Linked DNA regions of Homo sapiens: region 2 is linked to region 1. Evidence: read pairs that join two places in POLR2A ChIA-PET (ENCODE). Cell type or tissue: K562. All regions are shown on one strand. Region 1 has its middle 130 kb from the start of DTNBP1. Region 2 overlaps GMPR (guanosine monophosphate reductase).

The links. Peaks named below come from ENCODE experiments on the same cell type or tissue, not always from the same donor. Only the 100,000 strongest peaks of a DNase experiment are listed, where the experiment ranks them.
Region 2: POLR2A ChIA-PET joins it to region 1 with 5 read pairs; 1 of 35 experiments calls an interaction of 5 or more read pairs at or near these places.

What each region holds. Positions count from the first base shown.
Region 1 is chr6:15,791,371-15,796,370 of GRCh38, reverse strand. No RefSeq gene overlaps it. Among named protein-coding and RNA genes, the nearest start is that of DTNBP1, 130 kb to the right of the region's middle. In K562, no CTCF peak of the experiment used is centred here; a DNase peak (open chromatin) is centred at 2,920.
Region 2 is chr6:16,265,896-16,270,895 of GRCh38, reverse strand. All of the region lies in intron 4 of GMPR (guanosine monophosphate reductase), which reads right to left. Among named protein-coding and RNA genes, the nearest start is that of GMPR, 30 kb to the right of the region's middle. In K562, CTCF peaks have their summits at 406, 4,759 and 4,972; DNase peaks (open chromatin) are centred at 425 and 3,035; H3K4me3 peaks cover 2,551 bases.

The DNA.
Region 1 (5,000 bases):
TCCATCCTCATTTCCCGCCACTCTGCCCTGTGCTCTCCCTCTCCAGGCACAGTGCAGGCTCCTGCTGGAGGACTCTGAGCTCCCTCTGCCTGGAGCATTCCTGCCCAGACATCGTGTCTCATTCCCTTGCACCCCTCAAGTCTCTGCCCAATTGCCACATCTCAGTGTGTTGAGATTCCTTTCTAAAGAGCTGACACCATCCTTAGTACCCCATGACCTCTGATTCTTTTCACTACTTATTTGTTCCATATTTACTGATTTTTATTTATGTTTCTCTCTATCAATAGTGGGGGTATATTAGTCTTCTGGGGCTCCCATGACAAAATACCATAGGCTGAGTGGCTTCAACAAGAGACATTTATTTTCTCACAGTTCTGGAAACTGGAGGTCCATGATCAAGGTGCTATGAGGGTTGGTTTCCAGTGAGGGTTCTCTTCCTGGTTTGTAGAGAGTTGACTTCTTGCTTTGTCTTCACATGGCCTTTCCTGTCTGCACATGTAGAGAGAGAGAGGAAGGTCTCTGGTGTCTCTTCCTCCTTTTTTTTTTTTTTTTTTTTTTTTGACGGAGTCTCGCTCTGTCACCAGGCTGGAGTGCAATGGCGTGATCTCAGCTCACTGCAACCTCTGCCTCCCAGGTTCAGGCGATTCTCCTCAGCCTCCCAAGTAGCTGGGACTACAGGTGCCTGCAACCACACCCAGCTTTTTTTTTTTTTTTTTTTTTTTTTGTAGAGACGGGGCTTCACCATGTTGGCCAGGATGTTCTCGATCTCTTGACCTCATGATCCGCCCGCCTCAGTCTCCTAAAGTGCTGGGATTACAGGCATGAGCCCCCACGCCAGGCTGTCTCTTCCTCTTTTTATAAAAATACTACTTCATCGAATTAGGACCTCACCCTTATGACCTCCTCCCAAAGGCCTCGATAATGGGAAGTAAGCTCCTTGATGGCAAAGACTGTCTTCTTTGTTTACTCTAATAACTCAATACTTTGTTCTAGTGCTTGGCACATGGTAGGCATGCAGAATTGTTGTTGGGAAAAAAATATCAAAAGCATCAGCTTTGAAATCACATCATTGTGGATTCTAGCCCTAACTCAGCAACTTACTAGCTGTGTGACCTCAAACAACTAAATCTCTCTTAGCCTGAGCCATCGGATAAGGCTTCTAATCTGTTAAATGGGGGTAGCAATAATGTTGTTGTGGAGATTAAATGAGAAGCTGTATGTAAAGGTCTTAGCATGGTTCATGACACAAAGTAAGAACCTAATATGGGATAGCTGCTAATAATATTATCAATATAGACTTATACCCATCTCACATGGGTAAAAGGGTCACCTGGACTTTATAGGAGTTGCCCACCCAATATCCATTATTCATCATCTCCATCTTCCTTATTACCAAAACTCCTATGTTCTTGACTGCAACAATGTTCTTGGTTAACAGCACTACATTTCCCAGCCTCCCTTGCAGGCAGTGATGGCTGTGGCATGTAGCTCCGGCAGATGTTACAAAAACAGCAGTGCGTAGATGTCGGGTTGCCAGATTAGCAAATAAAAATACAAGACCCACAGCTAAATTTGAATTTGAGATGAACAATAAACAACTTTTTATTATAAGTATGTCCCAAATATTGCATGAGACATACTTATAAGAAATTATTTGTGATACATCTGCAATTTCAATTTAACGGGGCATCCTAGATTTTATCTAGGAACACTTCTTGGATGGGACATTTGAGAAATTTCCTTAGAAGATGTATCAAGGTTCTTCACAGAAACAGAACCAATAAGGTGTGTGTTATAATATATAATTATTGCCTTGTGTGTTTGCACTTCACTACTCTGTGAAGTGTTCTTTACGCAGAGGCTGTGCTGGATAGGTCAGCACGATATTTTTCACCTAAATGTTCAAAGCAGTAACCAGACACTGAACTATATCAGTAGTCAACCCACCAGACAAGTCCCACTCATTCTAACTGTACCTCTTTTCTGCTCCTTCCAAATATTCCTACAACCACAGAGCACTGTCAGCTACTGCCATGGGCAGAACTGAGGGCCACCCAGGGCCCAGACATAAAAGAAATCCAAAGCAACTTGTACATAAGCAGTACGCTAGCAAACCAAACTGGTGACTTCCATTTCTGTGACATAGCCACATTGTTTTAGAATTCACAAAAAATGCATAGAAGAAGTAAACACTAGAAGAGTAAAGGCTGTGAATTTGCCCAGCTGTCCAGAGACCCTCCTATAGACAAAGCTAAGCTACTTAAGTGCTTGTTCATGGCTATAATTTGACACTTCTGCTTCTCTGGCCAAGGGACTGAATCAAAACTAAAATTATGCTTTGACCTTGACTCTGAGGTGTACATGGCTATTTCAGTGCCTTGGTCCCTGAGCTCATCTAGATGGTAAGATTTTTGAGAGTGAGGAGCTTGTCCTCACCATCTTTTAATCTCTTGTATTCCCTACTGCTGAGCTTCATTTATAATCAGAGCTCAATAAACATGGATTGGTTCATTGGCACAAGTTACTGAAAAGTCATTGGGCTTCTGTGAGTTTGGCATGTGATTGAATGGAGGTAATAGTTTATTAATATACAGTTAGCTTGTAGGTTATGAAAGGAATGTCTAAAACATACAAAGAACTTTCTAGAAATCTTTTTTCCATTTATAGCACTAGAAGGGAGAAAAAAGTCATAGATAATTTTAAATAATAATAGGAAAAAAGGTGTCTTGCTGTTGCTAGTAGAGCTATTTTGACTGATCCCGATATCAGCCCCTGCCTCATGCCTGGGGAGATGCTCTAGCTACAATAGACTCATGCACAGACACCTGTGAGCTCTGCAGCTGGGAAAACAGCCTTGAAGCCTGACCATGCTGCAGGGCAAACCGTCAGACAGTTTGTATGCTGGGAGTGATAAATTCCTATGAGCTGTGTCACGAGTTATCTACAGAGGCAGTTGTGAATGGCTCTCCTTACAAAGTTGGGTTCCTTCCATCCCAAAGGCTGTGGTCTTCTCTATATAGTGTATCAGTTCCATGGCTCTCTGAGTGTCTGCTACATTCTTCTCTTTCTCTGCAGTCCGACTTTCTCCGCAATCAGACTTTCTCCAGATGGCAAAAAGTATATCTACCACACTTGCCCACTAATAGCCAGTGTTATGGGCTGAACTGTGTCCCCAAATATTCATATGGTGGAAGTCCTAGCCCCCAGTACCTCAGAATGTGACTGCATTTGGAGATAAGGCCTTTAAAGAGCCCACTCAGTTGAAATGAGGCTGTTAGGGTGATCCTAATCCAGTATGACTAGTGTCCTCATAAGAGGAGGAAGAGACACCAGGGATGTATGTGCACAGAGGACAGTCCACATAAGGATACAGGGAGAAGGCAGTAATCTGTACACAAAAGAGAAAGACCTCAGAAGCAAGCAACCCAGCTGACACCTTGATCTTTGACTTAGGGCCTCTGGAACTGTGAGGAAATCAATTTCTGTTGTTTAAGCTTCCCAGTCTTTGGTATTTTCTTACAGCAGCCATTGCAGACTAATACAGTTCCCCACAGCACCCCAACTTTACCTCTTACAGCCTCTGCACCAACAGAGAGTGACTCTCTCAGTTCTAGTTCTTTAGGTACCCCGAGAGAACTGGCCTGACTCAGTCTGGTCCATCTTTGGATGTAGCAGAGGACCCATGACTGCACCCACAGAGCAAGGGTGCTAGCCCTTCACACCGTCCTCCCCTCCATGTGTTCCTGCTGATGCAGTCAGAATTTGATCAGAAAGGCAGAACCACTAGGATAGCCTTACATGCACACATCCACATGAATTTATCATAGGGATTTCATCTTATGCAATTGTAGGCACTAGTTTCTACAAGGCTGTTTCTCCGTGTCCAGTGCTGGAAGTTGAAATTTGCAAGTCAGGTAGCATAGAAGGAAAGATGAATGCAAAGGGGATTCTGTGGACTGAATTTTGTGCACTCTCTGAAATTCATATGTTGAAGCCTAATCCTCCATATGATGGTATTTGAAAGTGGGGCATTTGGGAGATGATTAGGTCATAAGCCTGAAGCCCTCATGGATGGGATTAGTGCCCTTGTAAAAAGAGACACAGAGAGATGATCCTGGAAGGAAAAGCAAGAAAGCAGGCATCTGTAAACCAGGAAGAGGGCCCTCACTGAGAACTTGACCATGCTGGCATCCTGATCTCAGACTTCCAGCCTCCAGAACAGTGAGAAATAAATGTGTGTGGTTTAAGCCACCCACTCCATATTCTGTTACAGTAGCCCAAGCTGATTAAGACAGTGGGGACAGTAAGGACAAGCCAGAACCTGCAGGATGGACTAAACCCATGTCATTCCCTCACTGCCTCCAACCTCCAGGGTGGGGCGTCCTGCAGGATCCAGAGCCAGGCCTCTTTTTTATGGAGCTTAACACCCATCTGGCCCAGGATTTGCAAAAGCTGAGAGAGGATCCAGGAGAAGTGTAGTAGCTGCAGGCCTGCTGCCGTCTCTCACCAGCAACATGAGCCGGCAGACAAATGACAACACATGCACGGCTGCCACAGTGCCGAGCTACCGAATGCACAGACAATATGATGCTGTCCTGTCCTGTGCAAGATGTCTCTTGTGGCCCACCCTAACTGGAATTATGCAGAAAAGGGAATTCTGGGAAGCACAGTTCAGCCTTGCCATGGTGACATGTAACAATGTGGCAGGCCAGGTCTCACTAACACAGGCCTCCATAACAACTGTTTCAGTACTGACTGAGTGGTTAGTTAAATATTAAAAGCTAAGAAAAGCCAGTGCCCTTATACAAAGGCTGGAATGTAACAAAAGCCCAAGAGTTTTGCGTAGGCATTTCCTGAAACTCGGGCATGACAAAATAATGAAGGAACTCTTAACAGGACACATTTATGATTAAACAAGTTTCATTGTGGGTCTGAAGAAACTCCTCTGGCCTCCACAAACCAGTTTACTGGGGGGTCTGAACCTTCATGATTTAGCAGGA
Region 2 (5,000 bases), 470 kb before region 1:
TTAAAAACATCAAGAAGGCTGACGCCGCTTTAGTAACCCAGAAGCTTGTGCAAATGTCTCTCCATCCCATCAGCTACCTGTGTGGCTGCTGAATCTGTCCATGGTCCAAATGTGGTCACTGCTACTGTCTGGAAAAACCCAAAGTGATTATGAAATGCCTCAACCATGAGGGACAGCACAGCAAGAATGCTTCCAGGAGGACGGGGGAGTTTCCATTGGCAGGAACAAAAAGCTGTCAATTCAAGTTTGAAATCAAGAAGGGCAAAATAAGGGAAAAGAGGAAAAGACCAAATCAGAAATGAGAATATGACAGGAGTGTGGTCAGGCTTTAGTGAAGTCCCCGGTGTGCCCTCGAGCAGCCTCTGGGAATGGGGTGTGATAACAGGGGCCAGGAAGCAGCTGGTCAGGGTGATTAAGTGAGGAGTCTACTTTATCTTGTCATGAAGCACCTTGGGTGTGGAGCGGATACAGGACTGTCAGAATGGGACTGTGCGTAGCAGCACAGCAGGCTCAGTCACCCAGGCAGTTCATGCAGGTTCATTTCTTGGGCAGCCATGACAACATGGAAGCAATGAACCCTTGTCCAGAGCACTGAGGCAGGCAGATGGAGGTTTCTGATAGGCAACCCCTCTTCCTAGGGAAGCCAAGCATGTTTTGGGCTCCCCCATGCTCTGGAAGGCAACAATTCTGTGTCAAGGAGAGGTTGAAGGTCATGGAAAAGACATAAAAAGTGGCCAAGCCAAGACTTCAAGTACTTTTGTACCATTTTTTAAAAAGTTGGTATGGTCTGAATGTTTACGTCCCTCCAAAATTAAAGTGTTGAAATCTTTATTCCCAAGGTGGTGATATTAGCAGGTGGGGATTTGGGGAGGTGAATTAGGTAGGTCATGGGGGCAGAGCCCCCAACAATGGGATTAGTGGCCGTCTAAGAGAGGACTGAGAGAGATCCACATGAGGTGACAATGAAAAGATGGCCATCTATCTATGAGCCAGGAAGCCGGCCCTCACCAGATACCGAATCTGCCTTGATACTGGACTTCCCAGCCTTCAGAACTGTGAAAATAAACTTCTGATTTGTATTATTTATTTATTTATTTTTGAGACAGGGTCTCACTTTGTCACCCAGGCTGGAGTGCAATGGCGCAATCACAGCTCATTGTAACCTCAACTTCCCAGGCTCAGGTGATCCTCCCACCTCAGCCTCCCGAGTAGCTGGGACTACAGGCATGTGACACCACGCCCAGCTAATTTTTTGTATTTTTAGTAGAGATGGGGTTTCTCCATGTTGGCCAGGCTGGTCTCAAACTCCTGGGCTCACGCAATCTGCCTGTCTTGGCCTCCCAAAGTGGTAGGATTACAGGTATGAGCCACCACACCAGGCCAACTTCTGATTTTTATAATATAAGCTATTCAGTTTATGGTATCTTGTTATTGCAGCCTGAACAGAACTGATGACAAAAGGTCTCTGGGCAAAAATAAAAACAAAAACTGCTTTGCCCCAATTTTTCCAGCTTTCCTTTAGGCCTCAACATCTATGGCAAAATAAGTTCGGAAAGATCTGGGGTCGAATGCTAGACCTCCCTCATTACTGGGTACTTTTGAGCAAATCACTTCAACCAGAGTCTCCATTTATCCTGCTATAAAATGGGGGTGGATGTACCCACTTTTAGTCCTTAAAAGGTTTACAAAGAAAGTTCTCTCAAATTCTTAGCACAGGGCCCAGCTCTTGGTGGTGCTTTATAAATGTTAGTCCCTCCATTTAAAAGTACTTTCTGTATATTGCTCCTTTACCCATTCTTTTTAGTTTTTTTGTAATTGTGGTCAAATACACATAAAATTTACTAGGTGTAAATTTTACACATAGAAAACAGAAATAAAATTTTTGTTTTTTAAATAATTTTTATTTTTTTCGTGAAGGGACTTAGTGCCACTGAACTGTACACCTAAAAATAAATAAAAAATTTAAATTTATTTAAAATTTTTAATTTAAAATAATTCATATTTATTTTAAATTTATGTAATATAAAATTTGTTAGTAAATAAGTTTTTAGGTGTACAGTTCAGTGGCATTGAGTACATTCACACTGTTGTACAACCATCACCATTATCCATCTCTGGAACTTTTTAATCATCTCAAACTGAAATTCTGTACCCATTAAACAGTAACCACTTTTTACTGGTTTTTCTGGGGTCCTCTTGCAAGAAAAATCCTTTCCATAGGATGATAAAAGGCAAGGGTTGGCAAACAGGCAGCAGGCGGCTAGATTTGGCCCACAGGCTGTGATGTGCCAACCCCTAACATAAAAAGAGAAATATCGGCAGGCGCGGTGGCTCACGCCTGTAATCCCAACACTTTGGGAGGCTGAGACAGGTGTTATCACCTGAGGTCAGGAGTTCGAGACCAGCCTGGCCAATATGGCAAAACCTCGTCTCTACTAAAGATACAAAAATTAACCAGGTGTGCTACTCAGGAGAATCACTTGAACCTGGGAGGCGGAGACTGCAGTTAGCCAAGATCGTGCCACCACACTCCAGCCTGGGCAACAGAGTGAGAGTCCATCTCAACAACAACAAAAAAGAGGAGTATCAACCCCAGTGACTGTTCCCAAGCACGTGGAAAATGTCCCACTACCTGCCCATGGAAAAATAGTTGCTATCCAGGCAACAGCCATGTTAAACTGAGTTTATTATGTGACTCTTCAGAGAGAACATCACCTTTGTAGCTTTCAGCCATGGTTCCAGAAAGTGGGTGAATACAGAAAATCCAGGGAACACGGCCTGAGAGGTGCTCTCAGCCATACACACCCCTTGTACCTCAGGGGAGGGACACTTGAATGGTGAGGCCCCAGACCTGCCCCAAGCTTTCAAGGAACATTCAATGTGTCCGCCTCTCTGTGAAGAGGCGTACAGCGGAAACATCTGTGTGGCTCAGAACCTTGAGAAAGAATGTGGGCAGGCCAATGAGCCATCAGTCATGCATGGAAATGTCAGGGTCCCGCCCTGGAGATCCAGCCCATGGCTCCCGGAGATCTGCCCGCAGCAGCTGACACGGCATTGCCCCAGGGGAGTAGAGCTTGGCCTCTATCTAATCTGAACACATTAGATCTCAGGCACCTATTTCCTCCAGACCAGATCAGAAAGAGCCACCAGCACAAAAGCATCTCCCAGAGCCAACACAGGGACCTCCAAGTCCCAGTATGTCTGGAATTGGTTCCTTCCGGTGGGTTCTTGGTCTCGCTGGAGCCACAGACCTTCGGCTGCGGTGAGTGTTACAATTCTTAAAAGATGGCGTGTCCGGAGTTTGTTCCGTCAGATGTTCAGATGTGTCCGGAGTTTCTTCCTTCTGGTGGGTTCATGGTCTTGCTGACTTCAGGAGTGAAGCCGCAGACCTTTGCAGTGAGTGTTACAGCTCTTAAAAGTGGCACCGTCCGGAGTTGTTCATTCCTCCCGGACGGTTCGTGGTCTCGCTGACTTCAGGAGTGAAGCCACAGACCTTCACAGTGAGTGTTACAGCTCTTTGTTTTTTGAGACGGAGTCTCCCTCTCACCCAGGCCGGAGTGCAGTGGCGCGATCTCGGCTCACTGCAAGCTCCACCTCCCAGGTTCATGCAATTCTCCTGCCTCAGCCTCCCGAGTAGCTGGGACTACAGGCGCCCGCCACTGCACCCGACTAATTTTTTCTTTTTTTTGTACTTTTAGTAGAGATAGGGTTTCACCGTGTTAGCCAGGATGGTCATGATCTCCTGACCTGGTGATCCGCCCACCTCGGCCTCCCAAAGTGCCGGGATTACAGGCGTGAGCCACAGCGCCCGGCCATGTTACAGCTCTTAAAGGTGGCACGTCCGACGTGCCACCTTTTTCGCAGGGAGTGTTACAGCTCTTAAAGGTGGCGCACCCAGAGTTGTTCGTTCCTCCTCGTGGGTTCATGGTCTACGCCGACTTCAGGAGTGAAGCCGCAGACCTTTGCAGTGAGTGTTACAGCTCTTAAAGGTGGCACGTCCGGAGTTGTTCGTTCCTCCCGGACGGTTCGTGGTCTCGCTGACTTCAGGAGTGAAGCCACGACCTTCACAGTGAGTGTTACAGCTCTTTTTTTGTTTGTTTGTTTTTTGAGACGGAGTCTCGCTCTCACCTAGGCCGGAGTGCCGTCAAGCTCCCCCTCCCAGGTTCATGCAATTCTCCTGCCTCAGCCTCCCGAGTAGCTGGGACTACAGGCGCCCGCCACTGCGCCCGGCTAATTTTTTCTTTTTTTTGTACTTTTAGTAGAGATGGGGTTTCACCGTGTTAGCCAGGATGGTTATGATCTCCTGACCTGGTGATCCACCCATCTCGGCCTCCCAAAGTGCCAGGATTACAGGCGTGAGCCACCGCGCCCAGCCGTGTTACAGCTCTTAAAGGTGGCACGTCGGACGTGCCACCTTTTCCACAGGAAGTGTTACAGCTCTTAAAGGTGGCACGTCCGACGTGCCACCTTTTTCACAGTGAGTGTTACAGCTCTTAAAGGTGGCACGTCCGACGTGCCACCTTTTTCACAGTGAGTGTTACAGCTCTTAAAGGTGGCGCACCCAGAGTTGTTCGTTCCTCCTCGTGGGTTCATGGTCTACACTGACTTCAGGAATGAAGCCTCAGACCTTCGCAGTGAGTGTTACAGCTCTTAAAGGTGGTGCGCGCGGCGTTCTTCATTCTTCGCAGCGAGTGTTACAGCTCTTAAAGATGGCAAGTGTTACAGCTCTTAAAGATGGCAAGTGTTACAGCTCTTAAAGATGGCAAGTGTTACAGCTCTTAAAGATGGCAAGTGTTACAGCTCTTAAAGGTAGCCCGTCGGGAGTTGTTCATTCCTCCCACTGGGTTCGTGGTCTCACTGACTTCAGCAGTGAAGCCACAGACCTTCACGGTGAGTGTTACAGCTCTTAAAGGTTGCACATCCACAATTGTTCCTTTCTCCCGGCGGGTGGCTTCGTGGTCTCACTGACTTCAGGAGTGAAACTGCACATCTTTGCAGTA